Regions from separate parts of the Homo sapiens genome. Here region 2 is linked to region 1. The links are chromatin loops, found by intact Hi-C in ENCODE. Cell type or tissue: GM12878. All regions are shown on one strand. Each heading gives the region's core, and the rest is flanking DNA. Links, peaks and the distances in the headings are about the cores only.

Region 1 (16,780 bases), core at 5,260-13,259:
ACGCCACCTCGCCCAGCTAATTTTTGTGTTTTTAGTAGGGACAGGGTTTCGCCATGTTGGTCAGGCTGGTCTTGAACTCCTGACCTCAGGGGATATGCCACTTTGACCTCCCAAAGTGTTGGGATTACAGGCGTGAGCCACCGCGCCCAGTCCCCAGTCATTTTAGTTTACCAGTATTCATACGCCCCTTCCACTCCCCTAACCAACAATAAATGATGTCAATTTGGTCTTTCCCCTTATTTATTTTTTATTTTTTCTATTTTTTTAATTAATTAATTAATTAATTAATTTATTTATTTATTTATTTATTGAGACGGAGTCTCGCTCTGTCGCCCAGGCTGGAGTGCAGTGGCGCGATATCGGCTCACTGCAAGCTCCGCCTCCCGGGTTCACGCCATTCTCCTTCCTCAGCCTCCCGAGTAGCTGGGACTACAGGCGCCCGCCACCACCCCGGCTAATTTTTTGTATTTTTAGTAGAGACGGGGTTTCACCGTGTTAGCCAGGGTGGTCTCCATCTCCTGACCCCGTGATCCGCCTGCCTCAGCCTCCCAAAGTGCTGGGATTACAGGCGTGAGCCACCGCGCCCGGCCGCATACTACTTATTTAAAACTCAGTGCGTGTCACTCAGTCTGTATATAATATATACATGCCACCATATCAGCAGGACATCCTCTTACCCTTGTTGCAGATAACTGGAGGTTCAAGGAGGCCCCACAGTTTGCCTAAATGGAGGAGGGGAATTTGTAGACCATTGATGCAGCTGTCACAAGACAGCAGGTTCAAGGGTCAGCTTTTCACCTTACAGCTGACAAGTGTCCTCTCGAGGGTCAGGAATGAAGGTTTTAACTTTGGGAAGCAAGTAGGATGGAAAACAGATACTGAATTCACACTCTGGCTCAACATCTTAGTTCTGCAACTGGCTACTTATACAGAATAGACCAGTTATTAAACTTTTCTGTGCCCCTGTGCCCTTTTCTGTAAATATAATCTCACATTCCTCAAAAAGTTAAACACAGGACCCAGAAATTCCACTCCTCTGAATAGACCCTAAAGAGCTGAAAACAGGGACCCAAGCGGACACTTGTACACCAGTGTTCATAGCAGCACAGTAGCCAAAAGATAGGCACAGTTCAAGTGTCCATCAGCTGGTGGACAGATAAAATGTGGTCTACCACGCAACGGAATATTACTCAGCCACGAGAACAAGCGGAATTCTGACATAGGCAGTGACGTGGTTGAAACTCGAAAACATTATGCTAAGTAAAATAAGCCAGACCCAAAGAACAGAGCTGTGTGATTCCACTCACCATGAAGTACAGGCAAACTCACAGAGACAGAGAGACCAGAGGCCACCAGAGGCTGCAAGGAAAGGAGACTAGGGAGTTACTGCTTAATGAGATGTACAATTTCTGTTTGCGCTGATGAAAAATTCTGGAGATAGGTACCGTTGATAGTTACACAACATTATAAATTTACTTAATAACACCAAGTTGTACACTTAAAAATGGTTAAGATGGCAAATTGTATGCTACATGTTTTACCACAATAAAAATAGTTTTATAAAACCCACAAACACGGGAGTATCAATGCACAGAGTTCCGAGGAGAATGAAACCAGAGTTCATGTAGAAAAGAGTGACTAAGAGGAGATGCTCAACTAAAGTGATTGTCCTTTGCCTTTCTGCCCCCAGTCCATGCGGCACATGAACGGGGCTCTAGCATGATGCTGGGAGTCCACCTGGCCTGGTGGGCATGTGCAGTGCTGAGCTCTTCAGAGCAGAAGCTGCAAACTCAGCCCTGTCTGCAGAGACTGTGTTGCCACCAACTCAGAAGTTCTATTTCTTCAAGGGGAGAGGAAGTCTTGGGACATCAGTTTTTGACAAAGGCAATTAACAAGTTGTAGGTAGAGGAACTTACTTTTTTCCCTAATCATGAGCTTTAAAATTCACTGCTTCTAGAAAGAAACTGAATTTAAAATGCAATTATTGTGCAGTAATTAACTTTGTCCAAATGAGGCCCTTTCAGAACTCAGTTTCTTTAGGGACACATTATTGAGCCCAGTGAGGTGGTGTGTTTTCCTGGCCTTTTTTTTTTTTTTTTTTTACATTTTTCAATAAAGTATTTTTGTGGTCAAATTGGTGGATTTTTTTTTAAGTCTGATTTGATATATTTGGGCTCTTTCCAAGAACTCTGTCAGGGTGTTCAGAGTTTCAGCTTTCTACTTGTGGGGGAAAGAAAAGAGTCTCATTTCTATAAATCGAATGTGTTTTTTGCCACGTGAAACAGCCTCTTGGAAATCTGCCTCCAGCCAGCCAGCTTAAGACAATGGCAGTGACAGTTAGATGTTGTCCTTGCCCTCTTTCCAAAACTGACAAATTTCACCTTAAAATTGCAAGAGCAGCTCAGTCCAGAATGGAGCATTGTGCAAACCCCTGGCTGAAATGGAAAGAGGCCTTTGACAATGGGGAAATGTGGTTAAAAGGCCAGCTGCCTTTAATTCACCTGTGTGATACCAGTTGAGATTTCTTACTTTTCTTTTCTTTATTTCGTTTTTCCCCTACACATGGTCACCAGGGAGGCAAGACTTGACTTTACTCCGGTAAGAGTAAATGCTCACTGTCCCAAACATGCAGGGTGCGACTAGGTAGACACGTGCTGAGGGCCCAAACCTGGATCAAACCAAAGAGAAACAGCACAGCGAAAGCAGATCTTCTCTCTTTCTATTTCTCTCTGGGCAAATATTGGAAGCATGACTTATTTTTAAAAGGCTTTCTCAAATGTTTTCTTCATGCATGTTTTTCCATACATCTCTAAATAATGCAAAATTTAGAAAGAATAATGGGGCTCTGTCCTTGTAAACCACCCAGAGGGGAAATTTTGAATGTGTTGAAGGCTTGGAATTCAGGGCTAAATTTTATATGGCCAGCCTCATTTCCAACACAACATAAAGTAAGTCCAAAGGGAGAGAGACTGACCCTTTCTCCTTCTCTCACAATATCCCAGCTCTGCAAAGCCAAGGTGTTACTGGATTCTGCAGAAATTACCAGCTACTTTCACGCACTTGGCCAAGAGGAAGAAAGAAAATGAAAGAAGAGAAAGAAAGGGGAGAAGAGAGAGAGAGAGTGAGAACCTCGGCAGATATACGTTGGCCCTGCCAATGACTCTCTGTTTAACTTGTAATCAAAACAACTCAAACCCAGTTACTGTTTGCATATCTGCCAAGTTTCTCAATTTCAGAGTCGGCAGCAGGCCCTCGGTATGACAGCCTGTCTTTCAGATTCCAGCAGAATCTGCCAAAGCCCCAGCACAGAGGCAACTGGTAAATTAAATGCCAGCGAGCACGGGCATTCCTACACCTTTCCTCTGTGCACACAAAGCAGCATCCCAGGCCCCTCATCCTGGCAGAGGCTGTGAAGACCCAGGATGCCCACATCCTAGCCTGTGCCTACACCCCCTTCCCTAGGTCATTACCACCCGGTGCCTGCTGAGCATTAGTCAGTGCACGGATGGGAACAAACTACCAAGTTTTCCTTTTAAGAAGAACCTGGGGTGGAGAGTGGGGAGCACCATTCTGCCAGCAGATGAAAAAAAAATACTCACAAATCAAATAGACTCAGAAAAACTCACTTTCAAGTGCCCAGCGATATCATGCAATCTATAGATAACGTTAGGTATTCAGATTCACCGCAAAGTGTAATTGAAAATAAAATAGACATTAAATACATAGAGACACATCTTTAAATCTTGCATCCTAAAAGCTTCTTGTGAACTAAAGATAAGGCTTCTCTTTTCCTAGGAAAGTGTAAGCTTCTAAAAGCTAGTTGATTCTTCAGGGGAGGAGTAAGCGCTTAGCTACCTTCACATTTATTGGTGCTGATTAGCATAACAGATATTAATGAATAAGCATTGTTTTGACTGCAACTTTGACTATAACCTGCTGATTTAATGACTCACACTAAGTTTAGGGAGTGTGGGCTGCAATCTTAATTATGAAAATGTGGCCGAGCTCCTGAGATTAGCAGCTAGCGTAAATATCAAAAACATATAATGAAGACAGGAGACAAGTTCGTGGGCCCAATGGCCACTATAAATATGAGAATGATCCCCTAACTTCACCATTTATCAAAATCTGCTTCTACACAAACCAATGCATTTTTTAAAAATCTTTTAGAGTGGTGTAATTTGCCTTCGTACCTGGACTGACATGCACGTGAAGGCTGCCAAGGAGAGAGACCAGGTCTCTTCGGCAGTCACCTGGGTCATGTGTGCAGAGGGTCTGTGAGTGGCTTTGTCATCCCTGAGAACGTTTGCAGTGACCCTATCTGTGTGCCCCTCTGCATGTGTTTCCACGTGTGTCTGGACGACAGCCCCAAGCGTGTGGACGGAAGGCAGCACTTCACAAACAGCCAGACAGAGCACCACCTCTTTAGTGCAGCAGGTAAGAGAGGTCTGTTGGATCTGGCGCCTCTTTTATTTGCCATAATTTGGCAGGTACTGCTCTGCGCGGCTGCAGAACTGAGAAGGTGAAGCCCTTTGATGCAGCCTCTGATGGGCGTCGGGCACAGCACACCATCAAGGCAATTCTAGCCTCTAAGCCCCGTGATGCTTTCTTTTCCAAGCTCAGGAGCTTCATTTGAGAGAAAAAAACATTAAGCATAATTCACCAACCTGCAGGTTTTCTTTCCCTAACCTAGCAACATTTTCAAAAGAAAACATAATTCTAAGTGGTTCCAAGGTTTAACAGCGAGGCCAATTACCTGGTGGACATTTCTGGAGATGCAGCCACCATGGGAAAGCTGCTAAGAAATTCTAGTCGCTAAATTCTAATTAGCTGACAGGCGAATTCCTGTTAAGTTTCTGTTTTTCATTCAGAGACGCTATGAATGGGTCTGATCACTTTCTGGGAAATTGTAATTGTGCATGTGTATGTTTAGAAACAGGAGGCCTTCCAGTCCAGATTCTGGTCTTGGTATTTGGAAGGACCAGGCCTTGATTTTGAGCAGAAATAACCACGTTCTTCTGAGCTCCTGGTGTTTTGACCCCGTAGCAGCCGCAGCCCAAGGCCCGCAGCACCTCCTTAGAATCCCAGTTTGCTGCCAGCACCTAATTGGTATGCTAATGCCCAGAGCTGCCTCAATTTGTAATTCTTCCCTGGAAATGGTATTCAGATTTCTGCATCCCCTCTCTACTAAGAGAAGGACGCTGGGAGATTTTTTTTTCCCTTCGTCTGGTCAAACAGGTAAAATAAACTTAACTCTGGTGACGGCAGACACATATCCCCTCCCTGAGGCCTTCTTTAGTCTGAACGGAAAAGCGGAAGCATGGCCAAGTGAAAATACTGATCTTTCCATTTGCCGACGAGGAGCAGGGGCCGGGGGAGAGGCCAGGTTCCTTTTACAAACTGTTGTTCTCAATTATCAATTTCCAGCCCTTTGTGCAAACTCAGGGCGATGCCGTTCCAACATCTTTACTTAGAACTTGGGGGGAGGCTCCCCTTTGCTTAAGATAACCCCTTTTCTTTGTATTTGAAAATAAATGTAAAGTTTACCTTGGGAACAAATGATTAATGAAGTGTTTTCAGTGTACCCCAGCTGTTCACTATAATAGAAGAATAATTTGATGTTTGGGGTTCTGAAGCCATTTGATGGCAATTGTGTGTTTTTTTTGTTTTTTTTTTGGAGGGGTCTGTGGGGTGGGGTGATTAAAGGGTTAATATTCAAATCAGAAATTTGCAAGGCCTGCATAATGGGAGCGCCACCCTCATAACAATAGGAATTTTTAACAATATCCAGCCTTGTTAGCAAGAGAGTTACATGCATTGAGGGCAATCAGTGTGTCTTGTCAGTTTCTTTTTATCTACCATCTCCAACCGCCGAGGAGCCGAAATGAAGCACTTTGGAATTATCAATTTCAGCCACATTTGCATAACAAAGCCCCCGAGGAAGAGGCATGATAAATGTGAAGGACCCCTCTTGGAAAAAGAACTGTCAACCGCGCCCCGAAAGATTCTCCGACCGAGCGCATTCTCCCGGACTGCAGTCAGCGAAAATAAAATGAAAGCATTAAAGAAAGTCATTCTCTCAGAGAGAAAAATCTCCCCCTCTGCACAGAGAGAACTGGATGAAATGACATTATGCATATGAAAATGTCCAGAAAGATGTTTGATTTATGTATGCATTAGATGCAAATTCCATTACGGTGCGCGCGCTGTTGTGTGATTTGGCGCTGAACACATCAGCGCCCTGATCAGATCTGATCTCATTAATTCCGACAAGGAGAGAGAGAGGGAATTGAGAAGAATTTATGGCCTGGACACTTGAAAGAAGTAAATTGTAATTCTGTTTAAAGCTGTAGCGAACCTTTTAAACACCTTTTATTATAGGAAAGAAGCACTCACTTTTATAACACTGTAAGGACTTACTTAATCCTGCACTGGGGGCTCTGGTCTTCATTTAGGGGGAAAAAAATCTATGACCTTGTTTAGGGGAAAGAAAAAAGAAGAGGAAAATGTCTGTCTTGAACCAAAATTCAGGGAAAACATCACAATAGTAGGATCAAAGGAGAAATGATGCCTCTGTGAATAATTGGGTAAACGTTTGGTTTTAAGGATCGTGTGTTTTGTTTTGTTTTGTTTTAGTGGCTTAATATTTTCAAATAAAATACCAAACAGTGAATGAATATTTTTATGGGACTGGGTAACAGATTTACATTTTAAAATGTCTTTATTTGCATTACAGATAAAAGCGCTACTAACAATATGTGACGGGAGATGCAATGGGAAAAGTTATCTTTTGAAACCTCTACTTATTAGGACTGCTTTGAAAGCACAGTCAATTTCAGACCAATATGAATAATAATGATAATAATAATAACCCCACTGCCAAAATAGTCTTAAGGGGAAATACATTTTTATAGGGAAAATCCCAGATTGTTTCTCTCTATTAATAATGATTCTTATCTTTCTTTTGCTCCTGAACAAGACCTTAATAAGTCGTTTCCTCCTTTCAGGAGCAATAATCACCCTTCATGGGTGAGATATCCTATATTTACTTGATAGCGAGTGTAAAGCCGAAAGTGTCTCAATATGTTATTGCATCAAGGAATCATGGTTCCTCCCCCAGCATTCATGACCCCCTGGGGTGCAGCTTTGCCTGCTAGAGTTGCGTTTCCCTGCGCGTCTTTCATCTTCGCCAGCTATGATTAACTGTCTTCCCAGGGCCGGAGGTGGGGGCAGAGACTGGATTCGGAAAACCTTAGTTACCGGATCATGTTTGATTTTAGATGGAAATGAAGATACCGAGGCGGAATTCTCCCCCAGTGCAGCCTACAGCTTCCCGGGGTAATCCACTCCAATAGAAGTCATTGTTGGGTTTAGCAAATGTTTATCCAGATTGATGCAGCAAACTTACATGTGAACGCAGATAAACAGCGACTCGGAGGGCAAAGGGTTCCAGAACCAGGTGAACCTGCTTAAATGTCACATTTTGTCAAAGGCTAATCCCCTTGTCGTTCCTCATTTCCACCCAAACCATAAAAGTATCTCATGTGTGCTGTAGATATAATTATAGATGGAACCCGCGTATTTACACTATGCATCTGTGTCCCTACTCTTCCGTGCTGTATGTTTTAAGGACACAGGCAATGAGTAGCGGCCACTGGTTTGCCCACATTCCAATGCATCACATCGGCAAATCAGGAAAATAATTGGGTTTTCCTTTGAGAAGAGAGAGAAGGGGGAAAAAATCCTTCTTCCTGTGATGTTTTAAAAATTCAAAATTTCCTCATTTATCTCCATGTTAGCTCTAACCACACAGTTGAAAGGTATATTTAGACTGCAGATACTGTATTTTAGAATGTGGAATTTCACGTCCTCTCACTTGGGGGACTTGAAAGAATTGTGCACATTTTGAATAGGCTTGTCTGCAAGTAAGAGGGAAAAGAACTTACCTTGGCATTATACTAGTGAGATTTTGGTTTTTTGCAAGGCATTTAATGTGTCTGTGTATGTGTGAAGGCATGCATTGAAATACAGAGCCAGTTTGTTCACCTTCAATTAAGTTCTCCCTCAAATATACACGGAAGGAAATGTACATATTATATTTTATAAATAATAAGGCTTGGGGGTCAGCTTTCTCATATCTTCACATGGTTGGCCAGATCTTAGTGTGTCTCTCTCTCTCTCTCTCACACACACACACACACCCAGTGAATGGGTAAGGCTTGGTGATTAAGGTCGTGCTGTTTGTTCATCTCTGCCCTGGCTAATGTGATTGAATTGGAACAATACCTTTGAACTCCTTGGCTCTGATCTGCATACTAATTGATCCCAAGTCCTTGACAATGACCTTAGCCGCCATCCACCCATTCCTGCAAAGGCTGCTCGGCCCTACTCAAAAGTTGCTATCAAAATCCAGAAACGACACAGAAAGTCCCTTTATAAAGAGCGTCTTTGAGCAGTGTGTTACTCCCTAGCTCCCCCTGCGAGATGCTTTCAGAAATAAAAAGTATTTGTCCAGGACTGGAAAACAGTTTTGTCGCGGAATGCTCAAATGTCTGTGGAGTAACCGCAAGAGCAAAGGGGGAGAAATTCGGTTGTCAAAACTTACCCTCGTGGTGATAGGTAACATCTTCTCCTAAAATAAAAATCCGTGATGATAGATTCTGTGCAAGATGTTTCCCAAAATTGTCTTTGAGATATCAGAAGCCTGCACATACATCTCACTCTTCTAAAAATCAGTGGACAGGATCAGATCCTGCCTTTATTTAAAATCTGAATTTTTTGTTCATTGTGAATTTTGGTGCATTCATTTTATTTTTTTAAACATTGCATCCAATTATCATTTTTCTTAATTACTGCCTTTTTGGCACTCCATTAAATTTTGCACCCAAGGTGCATGCCTCAATTCTCTCACCCAGATCCCAGCGCCCCCAGCATCTCTGCTGTAGTTTTATAGTCTTAGGAAAGTTCTGAGGAAAGAAATTCGAACAGTGGAAAAAGTATATTTTTCCCAAATTTACACATATTTACCTATAAATTTAAGTGGGCACAAAAACAAGTGAAAGTATAATAATTCATGGGGATTCGCGTATCTCTTTAAGGTAAAAAGGTGCTGACATACGCACACACACAACCACACATCCAAAGAAATTAAAGACAAAGAACCACATTGTTGGTGACTTTTAAAATTGTACTGTGCAGTAATGAATTAACCAGTAGCTAGAAGGTTTCCATTAATAAACCAAAGTTATATTCTTTGTGTGACCTTGAAAACAACAACAAAAAAAGTCTCTTCTGGGGAGAAAATGTATCAAAGGAGTTTATTAAAAGCAATGGTAGTATCAGTCCTAAAGCAAACACTGGAACAAAATAAAAACACAAAAACCTTTTCTCGGATATGAAATCATCGATTATATTGGACTACAGCGTTTTCTTGAAATCTGCCTGAGGGATAAATTGGAGGGGGCCACCCCATTTGGCTGTGAACAGAATAGATGGTGTTACTGGAATAACTACTCAATTAAAATCAGCGACCCCTTGCTCACCTACGCTGGCTTTACCTGGGCCCACCTTGCCGACAGCAAAAGAACACAGGTGCAAAACAAAAAGACCACCGATTTTCTCTGATACCACACCACCACCTGACATCCAACACTCGTCTTCCCGTGATTTAGAGATCAAACACTGGTCCTTGTCAGCCCAGGGCAGCCATGAGTCACAAAACCACGTCCACGGGCGCACACGGCTTCCACGCTTTTTCATTTCAGTAAGAAGACACTTTTCTAAGAACACGGTGTTCTAAAAAAGAAAGAAAAAAACTGTCTGTAATTTGTCATGAATTTCAATTACCAAAAACTTTTGATTTTTTTTCCTCTTTGAAAAAAAAAAAAGATTGGCATACCTCCAGGTTTTAAGAATGTAGTTAATGCAGAGAATGACAGAAAGATAAAGATGTGTGTGTATGTGTGTGCGTGTTTGTGTGTGTAGGAAAAGCTCCGAACATACGCTGTTCATATAGGCCTAGCTGGGTTTTAAGCCCTGAATAAAGGTTCGTGGTGACATGGGTGAGAAAGAGCATTTTGTATTTATGTGGAACGGATTGTTCTGACAGGTTCCACAGCATTTCCCAGAGCCGACATGTCACAAATGTGACTTGTGGCATCCCAGGGCTGCACACACACACCAGGAAGCCGGTTTACACTCACCAACTCACGGCACATAAAGGGTTTTGGAGAGGAAATAAAGACTCATTTTGCAATTGGAAACTACAAGGTTTTTTTTTTTTTTTTCTCCTTTCAGATACACAGAATACTTACCAAACGGGAGCAGAACTTTTTTTTTTTTTTTTTTTTTGAAATGTGCAACTGTGTGAAACTTGTCTGGTTTCAGATTTACACAGAAATTTGGAACCATCTTGTTTTCATCCAAACAAATTCAAACTGAAGAACCTCTTAACTAAGCTGGGAGCATATTTGCACCAAGAAAACTGATGTTCCTAATTCATTAACCTACAAGCATTTGGTACCAGTGGAGCTTACTAAATGTGCACAGCCCAGTGACTTGCTTTTTTGTTCTGTTTTCTTGAGGGCTGACTCTTTACTTGCACTGTCCTAGGTAGGAAGTGGAAGATAAAAAAACAAAATCAGCATGCTATCAGCCTGTTATCTGTTCTTTGGTCTTAAGGAATGATTTCAGGTTTCTGAGGTGCTTGGTATACATAGGTGAAGCTGAATACATGTTTACCGTATAAGCAAATACGTAAAATTAGAACACTTTAAGTTGTAACATGAGACAGTATATAATTAAAATGCCAAACTGAGCGGTCCAGATCATTCCAGCAGGAGTTCAGAGGTCAGAGGAAGCCGCATAGTGAGAATAATCACTCCTTCTGGCACAGCACCAAACAATTTAAAATCAGTTTTGCATCACTGACTACCTCCATCCTCTGTACGGTCCTGCATGCTGGCAATGAGCAAAAAAGATACCATCCCTGTCCTCGTGAGGTTTCCAGTCCAGCCATTGGTGGGGCGGGAGATAATATACAGCATGCCACATGGGGATACACATTATGGGAAAAAATAAATCATTAAAGGAAATGTGGAGTCCTGTGGAGTCCCAGGGTGGCGTGATGTGTTAGTATGACGCACATGGAGGTTAAGAAAGCACTCGTACGGTAGGGGAGGTTTCTGTAAGGATAAAAAGCAGCAAGGGAAGAAGCCACCTGTCTCTCTAGGGGAAAAGAGATCCAAGTAGAGGGAAAAGCAAGTTCAAAGCCTGGGGCAGAGCCTGCTCGGTGTGTTCAGGAAGAGCAGGGGGGACATGTGTTTGGAGCAGAATGATCAAATCAGAGGGAGGCAGAGGTGGGGGAGATCACTCAGGAGCTCGAAGGTCATGGCAAGGACTTCGGCTTTTACACCCAGTGAGATGCAAACCAGCGGACGGCTTTGAGCACGAGAGTGACGTGATCTGAGGCTAAAGATGAAGCTCCCTCCTCAAGGCATTTGGGAAGGGTAAATGCCAAAACGCAGGCTCAACCACCAGTTTAAGAACTACATGTAAATGTGACCTGCATAGGTCGAATGGGAAGCTGTTTCAGAGACTCGAGGCTTTTTTTTTTTCTGTTTACAAAAAGAAGATAAAAAACTATGCAACAAAGATTAAAAAAAAAAAAAAAGACTGGCGTGTTCTCCAGTTTTTCATTACACTCACATGCAATACGTTCATGTATTTTCCGATCTATGATGATGATTTTTAAAAACTACATTAATGCAGTGGAGAGAAGAAAAAAGCAAGAGATCCTTAATGTGCCCACTGTGGACATCCCTTTATCTTCCTCCCAGTACTCCTGGAAATGGCAGCGTTGCTTCGAGGGCCTTGCAACAGGGCACATGTGGAATGAGAGGCTGGCAGTCTCCAGATCTCCAGAGCCCTTACTGCTCCCTGGAACCCAGTCCATCATCAACCTAAAACCAAGTTGGCCAACAGTCCCTGGCTCTGACTCATACCCTTCCATTGAACTGGACAGAACCTCGGTTTACTCATCTGTAAAATGGTAGTGTTAATGTACATTCTGCCTATCTCCAGATCAATGGGGCACCCAGAGGAAATAATTAATATGAAATTGCTTTGGCAGATAGAAATGTAACAGAATATTTATGTAATTATGTATAATTATATTATTAGTTTTTTTAAAACAGGCAGAAATAAGAAAACTACACATGAAAACTAAACAGCCTACATAATCTATGCTGATTATATGTGTACACACACATACATACATACACATATATATACTCACATATACACAAATAATTACAATGCAAATTTTAAAACATATATATACAAAAAAGTTTTAAAAAACTACTTATAGTTTCACCACCCAGAGAAACCAAAATTAACTTTTCATTATATTTTCTTCCAGTTTTTATCTGTTCAGAATATAAATGTAAATATTTGCATAACTATTTTTATATATTTATGTTATTACTAATATATATGTACCTACAATATGTCATGACTAGGCTATGGTATATAACATTAGCCACAGCTCTACGTCATACTATAACCATAGCCTGTAACATAGCATGCCACAGTTATGTCCTATTATAGGTACAGTGTATAATATAATGATAAATTATTTTATGTAGTTATAGAAATACATCTACATATATACAAAATGTAGATTTACATCATTCAATATATTATTGTAAAATTAATACCAATTTTTTTGTTTAAACAGGTAAATCACATATATTGTTTAAAAGAAAAGTCGGCAGTACAAAAGTGAAGTGCACCCTATCACTACCATTTTCCCTTCAAAAAGCAATAGCATTTCCCATTAATAAGTGGTAATACATTGAGCACACTGTTCTGTACATTTTTTTTTTTTGAGACGGAGTCGCTCTCTGTTGCCCAGGCTGGAGTGCAGTGGCATGATCTCGGCTCACTGCAACCTCTGCCTCCTGGGCTCAAGCGATTCTCCTGCCTCAGCCTCCCGAGTTTACAGACATGTGCCACCACACCCTGCTAATGTTTATATTTTTAGTAGAAACGGGGTTTCGCCATGTTGTCCAGGCTGGTCTCCAACTCCTGACCTCAGGTGATCCACCCGCCTCTTCCTCCCAAAGTACTGGGATTATAGGCGTGAGCCACCGTGCCTGGCCTGTACTTTTCTTTTTTTAATTAAAGATGCATCTTAGAGATCATTTCATGACAGCAGATATATACATCTGCTTCTTTCTTTTAGTGGCTGCATGGCATTGCATTGTAAGAATATTTGACATTTTATTTAATCTACAAATGTAAGTTAAATCATTTCCAATTAATCACTATCCTAACAAAGCCACAAAAATCACATTTTTGTGAATTTCTGTAAGTACCTCAAAAAGCTAAAGTGCTAAAGTGGAACTGCCAGGTTAAAGAGTATGAATCATGTCAAGTTTGACACAAACCCCCAATTCGTTTTGCAAAGCCGATGCACTAACTGACCACTCACACATACCACATCTACAAAGTCCATTTTTCCATTCCCCCATTGCCATTTGCATTTTCCTTATTACAAACAAATTGAGAATCTATTTTAAATAGTAATTTGTTTCCTTTTTGCCAATTGTCTACTAAAGTTCTTTCAGTATTTTTCCATTGGATTGTTTTGCAATATTAACAATTTGTAGAAGCTCTTTACATATGAAAGAAACTAGTCTGACATATATCACATAGGTTGCAAGACAGGAGTTACAAATTTATAGAAAGAAAAATCCATCAATCTACTTTTTGAGCTTCTGGATTTTGCATCACGCTTAAAAAGTCTTTCCTGTTAATAATTCCAATATTGCTGCTGGAGAAATCACCCTGAAGAGCCAGGAGAGCTGCAACAGGGAAGAGGACAATTTTTTTTTTTTTTTTTTTTAGACAGAGTCTCACTCTATCACCCAAGCTGGAGTGCAGTGGTGCAATCTCGGCTCATTGCAACCTCCACCTCCCGGGTTCAAGTGATTCTTGTGCCTCAGCCTCCCAAGTAGCTGGGACTACAGGTGCAGACCACCACACTCGGCTAATTTTTATATTTTTAGTAGAGACAGGGTTTCACCATGTTGGCCAGGCTGGTCTCAAACTCCTGACCTCAGGTGATCTGCCTGCCTCAGCCTCCCAAAGTGCTGGGATTACTGGTGTGAGCCACTGTGCCCAGCCAAAGGACAGCACAATTTGTAAAGAAACAAGGCACCTTCAGAGAAGGGAGAGAGGACCAGCGAGGCTGGCTAACAGGTTGAAGGATGACATGGGAGGAGGCTAGAATGGGAGACATATCAGGGAGAGCAATCTGTAGGTTTCTCTCCTACAAATAGTTTTATTTGGGAAAGGAAGGGACTTCACCTGATGCATACTCTGAAGACATCACTGCAGTATGAGTAAGAGATTAGTGAGTGGCAAGAGAGGAAGCAAAGAGATCTGGAGCTCAGGTGACTGACGGTGGCCTCTGGGCAGGCAGTGAGAAGTGGATGGACTCGTGCACCTGTAATGGGGACCAAAGGTGGAGAACCTGCCACAAATGCAGGTGGATGGAGATCCCATTTAAGGTGGCAGGAAAAGTTGGAGGTAATGGGCAGCACAGACCACCTGCTCACTTTTGGACAGGATGATCTCTAGGGGCTGTGAGAAATGCTCACAGGGGAGGCTGGAAGGCAGTTGTCTCTATGAAGGTGTTGCTCAGAAGAGAGCCGCAGAGGTGCTCACCCCTGGAAAAGGTGCTTCATCATCCTCAGGCATAGTCTCCTCCTCTGCAAAATGAAAGAAATCACTTACAAGGGGACAATGATGTAAGCCACCCAGCCAAGGGCCTTGCACAGAGTGGGTGCCCCCAGGGTGACCAGATCTCCCTGATCTCGCTCCCCCACATCAAATACGCAAAAGCATGTGGGTTGCTCTGTGACCACAGAAACATGCACATCGTGAACTCCAGGCCCCTGCCAGGCCCTGAGGATTCAGGGGTGAGGGAGGCTCAAACCTTGCCCTCGGGGACCACTGGGTCCAATGGGGAAGGACAGTCAAACATGCGATGGGGTAATCAATGGGGTGCAATCAACCTGGAAGAGCTGGACATGCAAGCTGTAAGGTAAAGGTGCCAGGAAAGTAGAAAAAGGCAGAACTGTCATCCACTATTGGGGGAGGGGAGGATAAACACACAGACGACAGAAAAGAGGCAACGCTGTTTTTACCTTCATCAAAATTTAACCCACAAGGTCTTATTCCACGGTTTGCAAAGCATTTTCCCACCAGTGATTTCTTTTAGTCATCTGAAGGGCCTACAGAAAAGAAAAATTAGGGGTCACTATCCTGCTTTTATAGGTAGAGAAACTGAGGCACAGACAGGTGTGATGATGTACATCACCCATTCAGACCTTGTTCCAGACACCATCCCGCCACCCAGGAAAGCAATGGATATATAGAAAAAACTTAGGAAGATCTCATGGGAGCTGGAAAACCTAAAAGAGGGCACTAGAAATGGCCATGCTGAAAACCAACAAGACAACACAAAAGCAAGTTTTTCTACCAAATTGCAAAAGGGATTTAGACTCCACTGGCTTCTCTCGGCCAGGAGACATCCTCGGTTCCTGCCCATCACGGTAAATATCAGGGCAGGAGCGGTCGCACGGGCGGGACTCTCTATCACCAACGAGCTACTTAAGGCTTCTCTTATGGCCTAATAAAGTCACTCAAAGAAGAAGAAGGTACAATTAAGCAATAATGACCCGGGCAGAAGTCTTTCTGAGATGCATAATGGGATGTTAAAGGCTCAAGTCTTGACCCTCTAGTTGGCCATTATGAGGCTGGTGAAGACAGATAAACAGATCATTACAGCTCATATAAAGTTCAGAAGTTAATTTAAAACACTACTGTTCATCACGCTTTAGCCCTGCCTCTCCCACTCATAAAAACATAGCGAGGCTTGCATGAGTCTTAGAAGATATTTCTATCTTTTTCTTTTTTTTTTTTTTTTAACATTTTGAGAATTTAGGTTACCATTAGGAACAGCGAAACTAAACAAGTTGAGGTTGGTTTTGTTTCCAAGTGTCCCTGACCCATTGGCTCTGCAAGAAAGGCCACTCCCTGACCCCAACCCCAAAGCCCCCACCTACTACTCATCCATCACCTTTCCCAACTTAGGCTCCTATGGGGAAATCGCTCCTTGACATAATTCCTGATTGAACTAGTGATGGCTTCCTTCTCTGTATGAGTGTGTGTGTGTGTGTGTGTGTGTGTTTATATGTGCTGTTTTGTTGTGTGCAATTGTGTGTGTTCACTTGTATGAGTGTGTTTTATATGTATTTATGTGTTTGTATGAATGTGCTTGTGTACGTTTGTGTGGGTTTGTGTGTCTTTGTGTATGTGAACATATGCAAAATTGTGTATTGCGGGGAGATGGATGTTGAAAAGAGGGGATCAAATGAAGAAGAGAGGTGAGTACTGAGAAATTAAAAATCAGAGAATCCTCAAGGCTGGTCTGGGGCCTCTGCACCCCAGAAAGCAAACCAGAATGCCCAGCCACTTTTTTCCAGTAAATAATTATTGCGTGTCTGTTGCAGGCACTGGCACTACAAAATGGGCTTGTGTTCTCTTTGGAAGAAGAGAGAAAACAAAAATGCAAAAATATAAAAAAACAAGGCCATCTGAGTTTTCAGTGGGTGCAAACAGGGAAATGATACAGCATGATTTGGTTGAGAATGGTTGGATAGTTAGGACAAATTTAGATCTCCTGGTTAAGGGAGTAGTGGCATTGGAGGTG
Region 2 (16,780 bases), core at 5,933-13,932, 300 kb before region 1:
TGAAACCCCGTTTCTACGAAAAATACAAAAAATTAGCTGGGCATGGTGGTGTGTGCCTGTAATCCCAGCTAGTCAGGAGGCTGAGGCAGGAGAATCACTTGAACCCGGGAGGCAGATGTTGCAGTGAGCCAAGATCGCGCCATTGCACTCTAGCGCTGGCAACAAGAGCAAAACTCCACCTCAAAAAAAAACAGCAAGTTATTTTGTGAATGTTGACAAACTGATTCTGAAGTGTATATAGTGAGGCAAAAGACACAGTAGAGTAAACACAGTATTGAAGAAAAATAAATTTGCAAGACTGACATTACCTAACTTCAAGACAGGCTGTAATGATACAGTAATCAAACCAGTGTGGTATTAGTGGAAGAATAGACAAATAGATTGATGAAACAGAATAGAAAGCCCAAAACTAGACCTGTACAATTATAGTCAACTGATCTATAACAGCGAAGCAAAGGAAATGCAATGGAGAGGAGATAGTTTTTCAACACATGGTCCTGGAAAAACTGAACATCTATTTGCCAAAAATATGTACATATATATGAGACATAGTTCTTGCACTCTTCACAAAAATCAACTCAAAATGCACCTAAAATATTTATCTAAATATAAAACATGAAATTGTGGAACTACTAGAGGAAAACATAGGAGAAAATGTGGATTACCTCCAGTTTGAAGATGACTCTACAGATACAACATCAAAGGCATAATCCATAAAAAGAATAACTGATACGTTGATCTTTATTACATTAAAAACTTGTTATCTGCAAAAGATATTATCAACATAATGAGAAGACAAGCCATAGATTAGAAGAAAATATTTAGAAAATACTTATCTGATAAAATATATTGTCCAAAATATCCAAAGAGCTCTTAAAAGTCAACAATCAGAAAATGAACAACCACATTAGAAGACAGGCAAAAGACCTAAAGAGGTACTTTATCCAAAAAAAATTCAAATAGCAAATAAGCATATGAAAAGATTTTTCGCATGTTATGTCATCGGGAAAACGCATATTAAAACAACAAGGAGATACCATAGCACACCTATTAAAATGGCCAAAATCCATAACACACTAACAACACTGAATGCTGGTGAGGATGTGAAGCAACAGGAACTCTCATTCATTGCTGATAGAATTGCAAAGAAGTGCAACCACTTTGGAAGACAGTTTGGCAGTTTCTGACAAAACAAAACATACTCCTAACATATTAATAATATCCAACAGTTGTATTCTTAGATATTTACCCAAATGAGTTGAAAACTAAAAGCCACACAAAAATGTACACATGAATATTTTTAGTAGCTTTATTTATAAGTTGGAAACAACCCAGATGTCTTTCAATAGAAAAAGGCAAACAAGTAACTAAATTGTAGTATATCCAGGCAATGGAATATGACTCAGTACTGAAAAGAAATGAGAGATGAAACTTTGCAAAGACATTAAGGATTTAAGTGCATTTTACTTAAAAAGCCAATTTGAGACAATATGTACTGTATAATTCTAACTATATGACATTCTGGAAAAGGCAAAACTACATAAATAATAAAAAGATTGGTTGCCATCAGGAGTTAGAGAAAGAGAAGGATGACTAGGCAGAGTCAAGGATTTTTTCTTTTTTTTTTTTTTTTTTTAGACGGAGTCTTGGTCTGTTGCCCATGCTGGAGTGCAGTGGTGTGATCCCAGCTCACTGCAACTTCCGCCTCCCTGGTTCAAGCGATTCTCCTGCCTCAGCCTCCTGAGTAGTTGAGATTACAGGCATGTGCCACCATGCCCGGCTAATTTTTGTATTTTTAATAGAGACCGGGTTTCACCATGTTGGCCAGGCTGGTCTCGAACACCTGACCTTGTGATCCACCCACCTCAGTCTCCCAAAGTGCTGTGATTACAGGTGGTGAGCAACCACACCCGGCCAAGCAGAGGATTTTTAGGACAGTGAAACTATTATGTATAACACTGTAATGGTGGGTCAATGTCATTCTTTATACATTTGTCAAAATTCATTGAATTTACAACACAAAGAAGGAACCCTAATGTTCACTCCTATGAACTTTGGGTGATAATGATATGTCATTCAGGTTCATTGGTTGTTAATGGATGTACCATTCTGTGGGGATGTTGATAGTGGGGCAGACAGTGCATGTGTTGGGACAGGGGCTATGAAGGAGCGCCCTGTATTTTTTGCACATATTTGTTGTGAACCTAAAACTTCTCTAAAAAAAAAACAGAGTCCACTTTAAAAAATTACAATGGGAAACAATAGATAAGCTAAAATAGTAAAATAAAATTAACCAATAAAATTAACTGAGTTAAAATCATTGAGTTTTAAAACAATGTAATGTAATATGTAATGTAATGTAAGTACATTGGAACTAATGTAAGTGACCTAAATTGTGTTTTATCGTGGTATGAAATCAATAAATATCTGATATTGGTAAAGTGAGAAATAAGAGTATAATAATCCCATTACTTTAACAATTCAACAATAAAAAGCAGTAAAAGTGATTTATTTAGAGGATTAGGGTATGAGTAGAGCCTGGAGACTGATGATTTGTATCATAAATTCTTATATTCTTTGACTTTTTAAGCACATGTAAGGAATAGTTTTACTTGACACATTTTAAGGGAAAAAGCTATTATAAATATCTGAGCCTATTAGAGAGCTACTTATGCAGCTTTCTTGTTTCTCTCTCTCTCTCTCTCTCCCTCTCTCTCTCTGTCTCTCTCTCCCTTGCTCTCTCTTTCTCCCTCTTTCTTCTTTCTGATAGGACCTCACTCTGTCACCTAGCCTAAAGTGCAGTGGCATGATCATGGCTCACTGCAGCCTTGACCTCCTGGGCTCAGGTGATCCTCCCACCTCAGCCTCCTGAGTAGTTGAGACTACAGGTGTGCAGCACCATGCCTGGCTAATTTTTGTATTTTGTTTTTGTAAAGACGGGGTTTAATCGTATTGCCCAGGCTGTTCTCAAACTCCTGGGCTCAAGCGATTCACCCACTTCAGCCCCCAAAAGTGCTGGGATTACAGGCTTGAGCCAACATGCCCAGCCATTTCTTGTTTCTTTAAACACTGATCAACTTTATTTTTTGTTGCAATTATCTGTAATTGAGTAGCCAGATTTCTATTTTTTTAGACCACAGCTTTACGCTTATTCTTTTCTGCCTAGGAGTTGAAAATGAAATTATACACATTCTTTTTATGGAATTGTTTGAAATCGTTAAATTTCAAAAATGTATTTTAAAATGCAGAAAAATTTTACGCTGATCCCTAGAAGCATTCTGGCAGCATTGTGGATCATGCTTTTTCTTCACTTACTCAGAGTCAGCACCTCCTGGCCCATCTATCTTGAACTTGCATTGCTGAAGTTACTTTGAGCTTTATAGGGATTGGATATTCCAGACATAGCAATCATGATAGTAGCAACAATACTAAATAATTGTTTATGTTAATCAAATGACTCTATGGGCAATATATTGTTCTAAGAAGTTTTAAGCATCATATTATTTTAGCCAGACGCCAGTCCTGTGGGGGCAGCTACTAAAAACAATGGTGCAGTTGAATGTAGACTACAAGACCTATTACGGGGATTTCAAACCAAGCTCAGACACATTCTATTTTTTACCTGTAGGACACTTACTTTTAATGTCGATTGTGACTCAGCTTCCTTATGTGTAAAATGGGAATAATCACACTATGTACTTCCTAGAGTTTTGGTGAGGAGTAAATGAGTCAGAACACGTAAGCACTTAGAACAGCGCCTGACGCATGACAGGCAATGCAGCGTAATGGTGATGTCATCCCAATTTTATAGATAGGAACTGAGTCACAGAGAGAGTAAATGGTGGAGCTAGGATCCAACCTGGAGGTATGACTCATTCGTTAGTCTTTTTACCACTGGGTCCCAACTTTGAGCTAAGAGTCCCACCTTATGTTTGCTTTATTAACCTATTGGGGGAAGACACAGGCTTTGAAGACAGACACACTTGAATTCTAAGCCCAGCTATATCCCCTTCCTTAGCTCCATGGCTTTGGTCAAGTTTGAAACTTTTCTGATTTTGTTTTCTCCTTAATTGGGGGTATGAAAACCTCCCTTGCTGAGTGGTTCAGAGGGTGAACTAAGTTAATGTGTAGAAAGTACCCAGAATCTCATTAGAACACAGCTGTGATGAAAGAACTCTATCATCTTCCTTTCCTGATAAATCATGTCCAGAAATGTCTCTGCCCTCCAGAACCTTGTAATCTGAAGGGACATTTAGATTAATAAATGTTCAGATTCAACTTTCCTTGCTATTTCTTAAGCACCCACTATTCCCCCAACATTGCTCAGCAATTCCACATAAATTACATCACTTAAATTACAAAGGATACTGTTTCCTTTTAACAGGTAAAAGAGATGAAAGTTTTGAGCCATGATGAAGCTTAAGTATGAATGATACTAGCACATAATACAAAGCCCTTTGACTGAAAAGTAAAAAGAAAAAAATGCATGGAAACAGGCTGATAGTTGCTTCTCCATTGTCTACTGACTTCCCTTTGCTTGTGAATTACTAAATTCCTTATGAGAAGGTGAACTTACACTTCAAGAGAGTGCTCTGTGGTCTCAGCCTTTACCAATCACGTTTGCCAATTATTTGGTTTGAAAATAGTGAGTATAGAGTTGTGTGATTAGAAAAAGGGTCCTCACAGCCCAGCCTGATGGCACTGAGGCCCCACAAAAAGACAGCGAAGAGGGTCATATGGTGGATGTTAGCAGACCAGGAGACTATGGCTCCGCAGAGACGAAGATGCTTCCCACACCCTATTCTGCCTGTCTGCAGAGTCTATTTCTGGAACCCTAGGGTTACCTGCCACAGATGCTGTTGGAGCCCAGGTCAGGACACACATGTGCCCAGTGTGTGTCACAGCCACTCACATGACATGATGAAAGAACCATCACTCTGCTCCTTATATAAGGGGCTTCTGATAATAAGCAGCCTCAGAGATCTAATTATTTATCTGGAGGGAAAAAGCGATTGTGTTGGTTTTGCCTAAATGCTCAAAGTTTCATGAGGAAAATATTAACAAGGACCTGCTTCCGGGTTGCGGCATCTCACGGGGGTTGACAACCCTTCCCCCAAACTGCGGAGGGGAGGCAACAGGAAGGACCTGGGCATCCACAGGGAATAATCACATTTTGGGCCACTGTTTATGCATGTTGTCAGCAGAGAGAAGAGAAAAGCAACAAAATCTGCTTTTCATGGGCAGAAAGCAAATCTAATGTTCCGGTATTTACAACTTCAATATTGATAGAGTCTCTTGCCTCTGTAGAACTGAATCACAGGAAAACATGTAATCTTTCCTGGCCCTTGTTTGGATAGGGCAGAGATAAATTAAAAAGTTACTTTTTCCTCCCTTTACATCAAGCAGTACAACTTATTTCTGTAATCAACATCAGTGAGATTCACCTTTCGGGAAATCAGAATTTTCTCTTCAGCCACAAATCCATTTTAGGTAAACATCATTGACCACCCACATGTAGAGACGCTTTGTTGGGAAAATCACTTTCCCTTTTTTCCTTTTCTTTGTGATTTTGTAGCAATGTATGGGAGGGTGCATTCCACTAAGAAAGTCTATTGTTCTCTAGACTTATTCCACGTAGGACAATGGAATCGAGGTTTGTTTTGCTGAACATACATTATAATTTCCATAAATACAATTACATTCCAGTGGAAAATATTCTGCAATAGAAGTTCAGTCGCCTGCATAACTGTAGTGTTGGACATAGAAAATGAAGACCGTGTCATTCCCTGAGACGATCAAACGATTACTAAATTTTTTCAAGTTTTCATATTGAGGGGATACTCAGTCATTTGTTTAATAACTGCTCACCAAGTGGCTGTTACACGACAGTCATCGTTCTAAGTTCAAAAGGTACAAAGGAGACATCACTCCTGCCTGCGTAAGGTTTTCTGTCTGCAGAAAGAAATCAGATTTGGACTCAGCTCTCACACCTGATTAGCACTATGAATATCATGTAGGTGGGATTTGGAATGCATAGGGATCAAAGGAATGTGATTTAATCTTTACAATCACCTGGAGAGGGTTGCAATATTACTCACATTTTATAGTTTTATGGCTGAGAAAGGAAATGCTTAGAGAGGTCAAGCAGCAGCCCAAGGCTACAGCTAGAAAGTAGCAGATTCTGAACCTATATATGTGTGGCTTAGAGCCTAGGTACTCTCTTCCTTCAGGAGGACAAAAACAAGGATTGCTATGGTGTTTGCAGCTGTCCCTAAAATTGTCTTCATATAATACAATTTTGATGTTGGTGATACCAGGACTGGGTTTGAGTGTTTGTAAATGTACTGGGGTAGGTTAACCACAATCTCCTGTTATTCTTAATGGTATGAACATGTGTCTATTCAAAATCATTACCATTTGGAAACAACAGAAATATCCAATGCAAAGAGTAGGTAAATCATGTATCATCCATATAAAATCATAATATGCAGATATCTGACATATTATTACAAAAGTATACAAAGTTTTTAAATGAATATCAAACAATGAAATGGAATTGAAAGGTACAAAATTGTGTGTGTGTGTGTGCATTCACAATCCTTTGTAAAATGACTGTATGAAAAGAAATGAGAAGAAAAATACCTAAAATATTAACATGAGAAGTACATTTTAAAATTCATTTTATTTTTCCAAATGTTATCCAATATATATTCATTGAAGTAATAAACTAAAATACAAGTCATTTTATCAAAGCCATCTGTACTCACTAAGAATAGTCAATAAATCACAGCATTTTTAGACTTAATATCAGTCAAGAAGAGTCACTGTCAGCTTTTCTCCTTCTTGGTTTCCCCCTCAGGTGGTCTACAACTGATATTTCATGTCATATAAACACACTGAATTTTGCAATGAAAGAAATGTGTAGAATTGCAGTTGCATTGGAATATGATGGAGAGATGTATTTTTAAATATATCAATGTTTATCTCTCTCTCTCTAGCTATCTCTGTCCTATCTATCTATCTATCAATCATTTCTCTTTTTCTTAATTTTAAGGAACAAATAATTTACACTTCCTGAGCACTAACAGTGTCCCCGGCACTGAACTTGAATTATTGCACTGAATCCTCCTGACAGCCCTATGAGGAAATTATTATAGACACCCCCATCTAATGTGACATATGCAAGCCCACATTGTCAGCAAGGGGCAGAGCCAGGATGTGCATCCGGGCAGCCTCTCTCCACCCCTCCCCTCGCAGTCCCCATCAGTTGGTTTTGTTACTGTGCCTTTCTCTTGAACACAGCCCTTGGCGCTGTCCCTGGCTCATGGCGGACACTCAACACTCAGCCACGGTTGTTGCTGCTACTATTACTATTCACTTCTTATTTATTCTTACATCACCTTTTGTGGGTTGTTATACCCAGTGCTTTTTCTCCTGTTTATACCTGTTTGAAAAAATATAAAGAATCCTTCAATTTGAAGATTTTTGGTTTATCAAATGCAGAAGAAGGAAGAGGATATTTATATAAGTTTTTCAAGATGAATCTTTTAGAAAACCTACAAATCAAATATTCATTCCAGCTAGGGCAATAGAAAATATCTATACTGTTCTACAGTGAACTTCCCTTTTCTCCAGGAATGTCTGCTATGGAACGCGACCATCACTGGCAACTTCTACAGGAGGGCCTGCTTAACAAGCTTTACCAAGGTCCAGCCCACACTCTTTAAACTGGCCTAGAAGGTCCTTCCTACTCTGCCCCTAACTTCCCTTCCAGCCTCTCTTCCTGCCCTAACCCGTTCTTAATCCATCAATTCCCCCATACAGCCAAACCAAGCCATGCTCACTGACTCATGCCTTCCTATTTCGCACCTCTGGGTCTGCACAGATTCTTTGAGCTGACAGTGGACACATCCTCTAAGACGCAGTGGAAGCATGAGGTCTGGGAGGGGCCTCCAGACTCTGGCCCAGCTCAAGATTCACTCTTCTCTTCCTAGAGGTCTTCCAGTAGAGTATCCTTTCCCCATATGCTAACTAATATCCCTGAACAGCATCACCTTCTCTAGACTAGGAAGCTTTGGGAGCAGGATCTGAGTTCTGGGCATTCTCAGTGCCCAGCATGCCAGTGGCATATGGGTGGGGATTAATGAGGACTTGTTAGGGTACAACTTTGGTGGTCAGGTCAATGAAGCAGCATTGATAACTCCACTTAGATAAATGAAGCAAAAAGGGAAGTTTATCCTGAAGATAATGAGACGTCACAGGGAGCTTAAGAAAGGAACACTGGTAGTCTTCACGAATGGATAGAAAAAAGATCCTCATGTCAGGTGCTTTCAGGCCCTCTCAGCTTTTGTCCATGTCCCTTATTTCCTCTCCCTCTCTCTCTCTCTCCTTCCCTCCCACCATCCTTTCATGCCCCCTCCCCTCTCTCCTTTTGTTTTTCATATCTACTTGATAAGAAATGTGGTAGCCAACACTTCAGCCAAAGTCTTCACATATCCCTTCTCTCTTCCAGACTTTCTCAACAAAACTGTACCCCATTTCCCAGTTTCTGTCTCAAAATTTCCTAGATAAGCCTTAGATTGGCTTATTTGGGGTTGGATGACCAACACGAGACCAATAAAACAGCCAGGGGACAGAGTAACATTCTACCACTAAAGTGGATTTTAAAATAACAGTAAAGATATGGACAGTCAAGCTGGGCAGTTACTAGAAAAAACATGATGAGAAGCAAATTATAAAGATGTCCTGTGCAGGTGTGCATGCGCACACACACACACACACACACACACTACCCAAAACATAGTAGGCCTGCCAAAATATTTGTTGAATTACTAATTCAATTATTAATACAGGTTTCATTATTGAGGAATACGTATTCATAATGGTGGCTTTAGTCCTGGAAAAATTCTCTGCTTCCTGTACCCTCAGAGAAGGAAAATGAATTTTCACTGCAGTTCAAATGCTTGCTGGGGTCAAAACACTCTGTTATCTTGAACATATGTCTAATGATATTTGCTTTAATGAAGAGCCACAGCTTACCTCCTTCTCCACAGCACTTGATCTTGCATTTGGGGTGTGGAAGGTCACCCAGCGTGTTCTTGCCCTCGGCTTTGGCTCACCCTGCTGGTGACGAGACCACAGAAGGATAATAAAGAATGGGACCCAGCCTTCCATTAATAGTTTGGCTGGGTTTCCATTGCTGCCCTCTCTCAGCTTGTGGTCCTGCAATGAGTTTCAGTCAAAAGCAAAAGGGAAGTGGTTAGTTTTAAAAGGAGTATCTGCACTTTAACAGCCACTGGAGTCTCTGCAGTTTGCCCATTGAGTTGCAGTGGGGTAGAAACACGGAGCACAGACAGGCACCAGGGCATCGCAGTTACAACGACAAGCTGCAGAGCCAACCCAACTGGGTTCATTTCTGCCTTTTTTCACTTATTAACTTGGTCCATTTTCTTCATCTCTCTGTGTCTCTGTTTACTGTAAAATAGGCATAACAATAGTACCATGCCTACAGGCTCATTCTAGGGCATAAATGAATGACTGAGAGGGTTGACATTGTGCCTGGAACATAGCAGGATGCTCAGGTCTCAGAAGCATGGAGTCATAAACTCACTCCCGAGCTGTCCTTGCGCCATCTTCCGTCATATCCCCGTGTTAATAACCTAAATCTTCATGCCACAGGATTCACTGAAACCCATCCTTCTGCCTTCTCAGACACTCTGGTTGTTTGCCTCTCTCATACCTTGACCTCGAGGATGGAGAGGCTTGACCTTCTCCATCCTTCTTCCCTGATTCTCTTGTGACTTCTCTGTACTACCATGGCCATCTCCCACTCACTTCAATGTTCACACACATGCACACATGCACAGACTGGGCTCTGCTCCTTCCCTCATGGGTCTGCTGTGGTTGCAGATCCCACTGAGGGAGTGGGAAGGGCAGAATGAATTTACAACCCAAAGAGGAAGCACCTCAACCTCAATAGTGACTTAGCACTGTTCTTTCTACCCGGAAACCTCCTGCCCTCACAAAGGTCCCTATGCTCCTCCTCCTTCATTCTCAGCCTACCATGGCCTGGGCAGCTGTGGTCATCTCCCTGTGAAGAGCCAGCTATGCCCTGATGCCAAGCCTCAGCCAGACCCCACGTGGTCCTTAGAGACCTAGGAAGGCAGACTTTCACTTCACTCAGTAGATGTTAAACATCCTAGTGGGAACATTAAGCACTCGAATAATTTCATAGATTCTGGATTTTTCCCAAGGTTACATGTCTTCCCCCATACACAACTTTGGTAGATATTGACCTTATGCAATGCATGTTTAACTGGATCTCCAGTGTGACTTCACCTGGAACAAACACTCTCCACCCAAAAGAAATATATGCTTCCATGTTTCAGATCCCCGAATTTCAGAAATATTGGGGCCCTGCCTCAGAGCACCCCACTACAGCAATATGCTATATATGGAATGTCCTTAGAAAAAGGAGGCTAGGATCAGTTGAGCTCACAGCACTGGTCATAAGCTTCATATAAGCCACTCAATTTATTTAATTCTTCCAACATTGCTGCTGAGCAGACATTTCATTTATTAGGGACTGAGACTGAGCAGGAAGTGATGACCTGAACAGTGAAGCCAGCCTCTGAGGGTTAGAATCCACTTCTGTGGCATTCCAGCCTCCCTGCTTTTTCCCAGACACCTCCCTGCTTTTTCCCAGACACCTCACCTGTCTTCACAACTCCAGGGTTAATGGTTGCTCCATCGTGCCTGGTGTTTGCCCAACCCAATCTCCTCCTAGACCACAGACATGAGTGGAAAGTCCTACTGTACAGGAACTCAATTCTGTCTGAGAGCTCTGGGCTGGTGACAGGAGGCTCATTCTGCTGTACACTGGGCTGTGCACTCTTGGTTAGGGTTTCAACACCAGTGTTTTCACACTATGGTCATGACCTGCTGGAGGTTCATGAAATCAGCTGAGTACAACTGGCGTTTCAAAACAACAAAACAGAATATTATAAAATAGAAAATATCAGATTTAAACACCCACATTTGGAAGGAATGTTGTTTTGGGCAACTTTTGTTTAGTTTATCTGTCACATAGCTAGCTAGCTGTAAATATGTTTGGTAAAACTTCTGTTTCTCATTTTGCCTATATATGTATCTGGCTATTTCTCTATCTGTTTATGTGTCTGTATCTAGTTTGTCTGTCTGTCTATCGTTCCATGCATATATTTGGACTGGATTGTAGTTAAATGCATATCTTACTATGCATTGAGGTTGAAAAAGTTTAAATTCACTTCTCTGAATCTCTCTGAAAGTTTAGGTTTCTTTCTTTCTTTTCTTTCTATAAAAAAGGTTATATAAAGATATAACCTAATGGGTTGTTGTGAGGTTCAAGTGAGATGTATATTAAAGGACTTTGTAAAGTCTGATTTCTCACAAACAGGCTGTTTACTACCAAGAAAAGATTGGCATCGCATGCCACTCAGAGTTCCAGATTTGAACCCCTACTTCTCTGTTCCTCAGAGAAGGCCTCCATTTCCTCATGACTGTCTAATAAACATGGAGCTGCTCTGGGGAGATGCAATTGTGAGGAAATGGATACAAGGCAGAAAACAAATTCCAAGGCTGTTGGAGACCCCAGTGCTAAGGACTGGAGTGAGATCCACTCAATGGGGTAACACTGAGACCCAGGACTGTGGAAATGTAATAAGATGACTCAGCAGAATTCAGGCTGACATCTCCACGGACAAATCATACATTTTCTTATAAGTTGGGCCTTCAGAAGTAATATTCTTTTCAAAAAGTTAATAATAAGCGAGGCTCTTCTATTCTAGCCAGAATCCAGTGTGAATATTTGAAACAAATGACTTTCACAGATATATAGAGGGAAAAAAGAATTCAAAGCTAGCATCTTATCTTGGAGATGAAAAAAGTGGGGGTGGGAGGAGAGAGCCACAGTCACACAATGCCTCTGTGAGAGCAGTTAGATTATAATCCAGGTCTATCCCAGGACTGGAAAAAATACACACTCAGTGGTTCTCACTGGTGATGGATTTATGGGTAACTGATTTTCTTCTTTGTTGTTTCAAATTTCAAAAGGGAATGTAAATTATTTTTACAGTCTGATTTTTTTTAATTTTTCAATAAGTCATTAAAAAATAGAATGCATCAGAGGAGAGTAACCAGGATGAAAGGGGAATTCCAAACTGTTTTACACAAGAAATAGTTAAGAAAATTAGAATGTTTATTATGGAGATGTAAACTCTTACCAGAGTGTAAACAGGAAGAGGCATTCACAATCACTCACTGTCTGCAAAAGGAAAAGATCTCTGAAGGCAAAGGGGCTGGGTTTTTCTTCTTTGTGGCTCCAGGGACAGAATGAAAGAGCCTAAGCAGGTTTCAGAGAGATCTTTTCCATATCTAGAAAGAATTTCTTACAGGTAAAGCTGAACTTAGGAAACCTGGGGATTGTCATCACTGGAGGAGCTTGGCAGAGACTGAAGAACAAATGGCGGTGGAGTTTTCAGAGGGATTTTCATGGGTTAGTGCTTGAAGGAAAAGATCTGAGTGTGTTCTAATTTAGGACACCCTATGAGGATGCAGGAAGCTCTTACAGTGCCCTGTGGCTCCACATCTCTCTTAGATGTGGCTTAAATTATTGTAGCAAACATGTTTCATGTTCCACCATCATCTTCTTAGCCATGGCTTTAGGACATGCTTTTATGGAGGCATCTTCTGGACCTTCCTTCGTAATAGACTCAGTAATGACCCCCAAAGATGCTCCCATTCTAATGACTGGAACCTGTGAATACGTCACCTTACCTGGCAAAAGATAATTTTGCATATGTTATTAGATTAAGGGTCTTGGGATGGGAGATTATCCTGGATTATCTGAATGAGCCCAATGTAATCACAAGGGTCCTTATAAGAGGAAAGCAGGAGGGTCAGAGTCAGAGAAGAAGACGTGACCACAGAAGCAGAGGATGAAGTGATGTACTTTGAAGATAAAGGAAGTGGCCATGAGCCAAGGAATGCAAGCAGCCTCTAGAAGGTAGAAAAGAGAAGGAAACAATCTCTCCTCTAGAGCTTCCAGAAGGAACGCCAGCCTGTTGGCATCCTGATTTGGGGCTTCTAACTTCCAGACTGCAAGATCATAAATTTGTGTTATTTTAAGCTTCTAAGTTCATGCTAACTTGTTACGGCAGCAATGGGAAACAAATCATGGAGCCAATTAAATAAACACAGGGAGGGAAAGAAAGATGATCTAACTTATTGTGAGGACTGATACACCTGGGGCAGACTACACACTTTGCTTTATGTGCTTATCACTTGAACCTTAGATGTGGGTATCAGAAACCCTATTTTATAGGTGAGGAATCTAAAGCTTTATAGACATTAAGTCAGTTGCATAAGAGAATTTTTACAGTCTGAGAAATCAAGCTGGAATCTAGACCAAGAGCTGCCTAGCTTTTCCCACTGAACTTTGCTGCTTCCTAGCAGGTCTGCCAGGCACCAGATCTAATCACTGCTGCCCTGTGCCTTCCCTTTCTATCCACCGTCCGAACTCTAAGCCCTGCAGTTCCAGGAGGCCTGGGCATGGGGAGGTCCTCTCCCCACAGGAGCATGCGCATGGTTGGCTGTGAATATTCAACACCCTGATATTCGGTAAGGCTCCCACTGTGGTCAGAGCCCAGGTGGTAGGGGAGGGGATAACTAATGTGGTTTCAGATGCCGGAGATGTGTTGAAACAAGGCTGGACCAAGAGAGGTCACCTGAACAACCCGATAAAGGGTTGTTGATCTCCGGTCTGAAACCAGAGCTGAGATCGGCTGCTTTTTCTCGTGGGTAAATTTTTAGAAAGATCACTTCCCTTCTGAGATGGAAACTCGACCCATTTCTGCAAATGCCTGTAACTCTATCTTTGCAGCATCATAGAGTGCCCATACTGGGCATGCCGCACAGGTAGTCCTTTCAGTTGTTTTCGTTTTTTAAGTTAGTACTTTCTTGTTCCTGTAAGTTACTTCACTAAACCTCGGTTTTTTTTTTTTTTAATGTGTTAGACTAGAATAACAATACAGAATTCAGGAGGCTGCTTTGAGGGTCACAGGAAAGAAAATTATGCCTGCACAAGCACCTTGAAACTGCAATATGCTGTGCAAATTTCATATACTAATTAATTAATTGATAAGTTCATAGCCTGCATTATTTACAAAAACAACTTGATTTAAAATGAAAATAACAAATTGTAAGTAAGCATACACACACATCTGTTGAAAGGAACAATGATAAAAAAAATAGATAAGATAGAACAAGGAAGAATTAAATGATAAAAGGGCTTACCATGAGGGGAGGTATCTAAATTTGTCATCTATTTACCCCCTGTATCTGAATCACCTGCTGTCTGGCCAAAACGTAGATTCTTAGCCCGTTTCTAGACCTGCTAAATGGCCATAGTTGAGGGCAGATATGCAAACAGCATATTTTAATGTTTCAATTTCCAGACAATTTACACTATGGTTTGAGAAACATTGTCCAAAGTTTTAGAAAATTACTAAAAGAAAACTGCAAATTTAACTTGTGGCCTTCTCAGGGGCCCAAACAATCATAATCAGTTAAATACTCTAAGAGTTTACCAGCTAAGAACAGACTAAATCAGGAAAAGCAGATACTTTTTTTCTCTTTTTGAGACCTGAGAGAAATCCCTCTTAGGAGCAACCTCTGAAAATCAGTTAGACATCAACAAAGTTACTGGCCTGCAGATGGATGCATAGCCAGGGCCACAGCAAATGGCCGGGCAGGCTGGATGCTCTGCATCTTCAGGGGCCTGACTTTGCAGGACTGTGATGAAACTGAGCCACTCAAGTTGCACAGTGTGCAACCTGCGTGCAGATTCACAACAGCCTGTTCGAGATCTGCCAGGAATCTCTCTGTAACGTGATTAAGAAGAAAAGTTACTCAGGAGACCTGGTCACACAGTATGGATCATATGAAGACTTTGGCCACTGTGAGTCATCCCAGAAGCAGCAAATAATCTATGGCAAGCCTTCTGGTCTATGTACCTGGCACCATCAACCTTCAGATGTCCTTAAGTGAGACCTGGGCACCTCTGCAAATATTTCCTTTTCCTTTTTCTCAACACCCCTTTTATATTTAGGTAGGCATTGCCATTGCTTCTGCTACAGTTTCTCTAATATGTCTTAATTTAGTGATGAGTAATTTTTTAAAAGATTTATTAACATATAATTTATTTACCACATAACTCATCTTATTTAAAGCACACAATTCAGTGATTTTTAGTATGTTCACAAGTTTGTGTAATCATTGCCACAATCTAATTTTAGAATGTTTTCCCCTACTAAAAGTAGTACTCCCAAATGTATTAGCCATCAATTCTCATTTCCCCCATTTCTCCACCCTCACCCCAGCCCTACACACCACTGATCTACCTTCTAGCTCTATAAATTTGCCAATTCTGATCATTTCATATAAACAGAATCATGAGATATGTAGCTTCTTTTACTTAGCGTGATGTTTTCAAAGTTCATCCATATCATATCATATTTCATTCCTTTTTATTGCCAAATAATATTCCACTTGGTTGACTATATAACATTTAATATATCCATTTATTAGTTAATGGTTATTTGTGTTGTTTCCATTTGGGGGCTATTATGGGTAATGCTGCTATGAACATTCTCATATAAGCTTTTCTGTGGACATTTGTTTTTACTTTTCTTGGGAATACCTAGGAGTGGAGTTGCAGACTCTTGGTAACTCTATGTTTACCTTTTTGAGGAACTGCCAAACTATGTCCGAAAGTAGCCGTGACATTTTGCATTCACACCAGCAATGTCTGCATACTCTTACCAACAGAGGTTACTGTCTTTTTTATTCTAGCCATCCTAATGGGTGCGAAGTGATACTTATGGTCTTAATTTGCGTTTTCCCAAAGACTAGTAGTGTTGAACAGCTTTTCTGTGCTTATTGGCTATTGATCGATCTCCTTAGGAGAAATTTCTATTTAAATATTCTGCCCACTTTTTTAAACTGGAGTATTAGTCTGCCTTTCTATTGCTGACTTGTAAGAGTTCTTTATATATTGTGGATGTAAGACCCTTGTCAATATTTTCAAGTATCTCTTAGCAAATAGTTTCTCTCATTCTGTGGGTTAATCTTTCACTTTTTTCAATCTTCACTTAGTGGCACAAAAGTTTTCCATTTGAATGAGACCAGTTTATCTTTTTTTTCTTTGCTCACTTGTGCTTTCCATACCATATTGACGGCACTGTTGCCCTGTGTATGGTCATGAAGAACTATGCTTATGTTTTCTTCTAAGCGTTTTATAGTGTTACTCTTGCATTTATGTTTATTTCCATTTTGAGTTAATGTTTGTGTAAAACATGTGACTGAGTCCAACTTCATTCTTTTGCATGCAGATGGCCCATTGTACCAGCACTGTTTGTTAAAAAGAGTATTCTTTCCCCATTGGCTGGTCTTGATGCCAATAATCAATTGACCACAAATGCAAGGGTCCATTTCTGGATTTTCATCTCAGTTCTATGGATCTCTATGCCTACCTTCATGCTGGTGCTTAATAAATTCTTCACATGCCTACTAACTCTGTTTAGACCAAGGGTTGGTGAATTGCAGCCCTGGGAATCCAGAGGCAGATGAGTTCTCTGGGTCTACTTAGGCAAGTAGTAGTCTTTTTCACACCAACAGAAGAGTACCCAGGGAGCAACTTCCAAATTGTGTACATCTTGATGTCTTTCATTTCTTGTTAAAAATA

Evidence for each region. Hi-C counts contacts between places; a loop is a spot of excess contacts. Peaks named below come from ENCODE experiments on the same cell type or tissue, not always from the same donor. Only the 100,000 strongest peaks of a DNase experiment are listed, where the experiment ranks them.
Region 2: a loop joins it to region 1, with 3 times the contacts of the local background. A loop is called at or near these places in 2 of 110 quality-filtered maps.

The regions. Positions count from the first base shown.
Region 1 is chr14:97,402,532-97,419,311 of GRCh38, reverse strand. No RefSeq gene overlaps it. Among named protein-coding and RNA genes, the nearest start is that of LINC02325, 48 kb to the left of the region's middle. RefSeq lists enhancers at 6,884-7,405, 15,218-16,417. In GM12878, for the core only: a CTCF peak has its summit at 8,482; DNase peaks (open chromatin) are centred at 10,142, 10,471 and 10,618; H3K4me3 peaks cover 1,618 bases; H3K27ac peaks cover 3,613 bases.
Region 2 is chr14:97,700,235-97,717,014 of GRCh38, reverse strand. It overlaps LOC105370651 (a long non-coding RNA gene), which reads right to left and starts at 10,880. Exons shown (of 5, transcript XR_944186.4): 1 at 10,715-10,880; 2 at 9,040-9,222. RefSeq lists an enhancer at 3,494-4,693. In GM12878, for the core only: a CTCF peak has its summit at 9,133; DNase peaks (open chromatin) are centred at 9,214 and 13,794.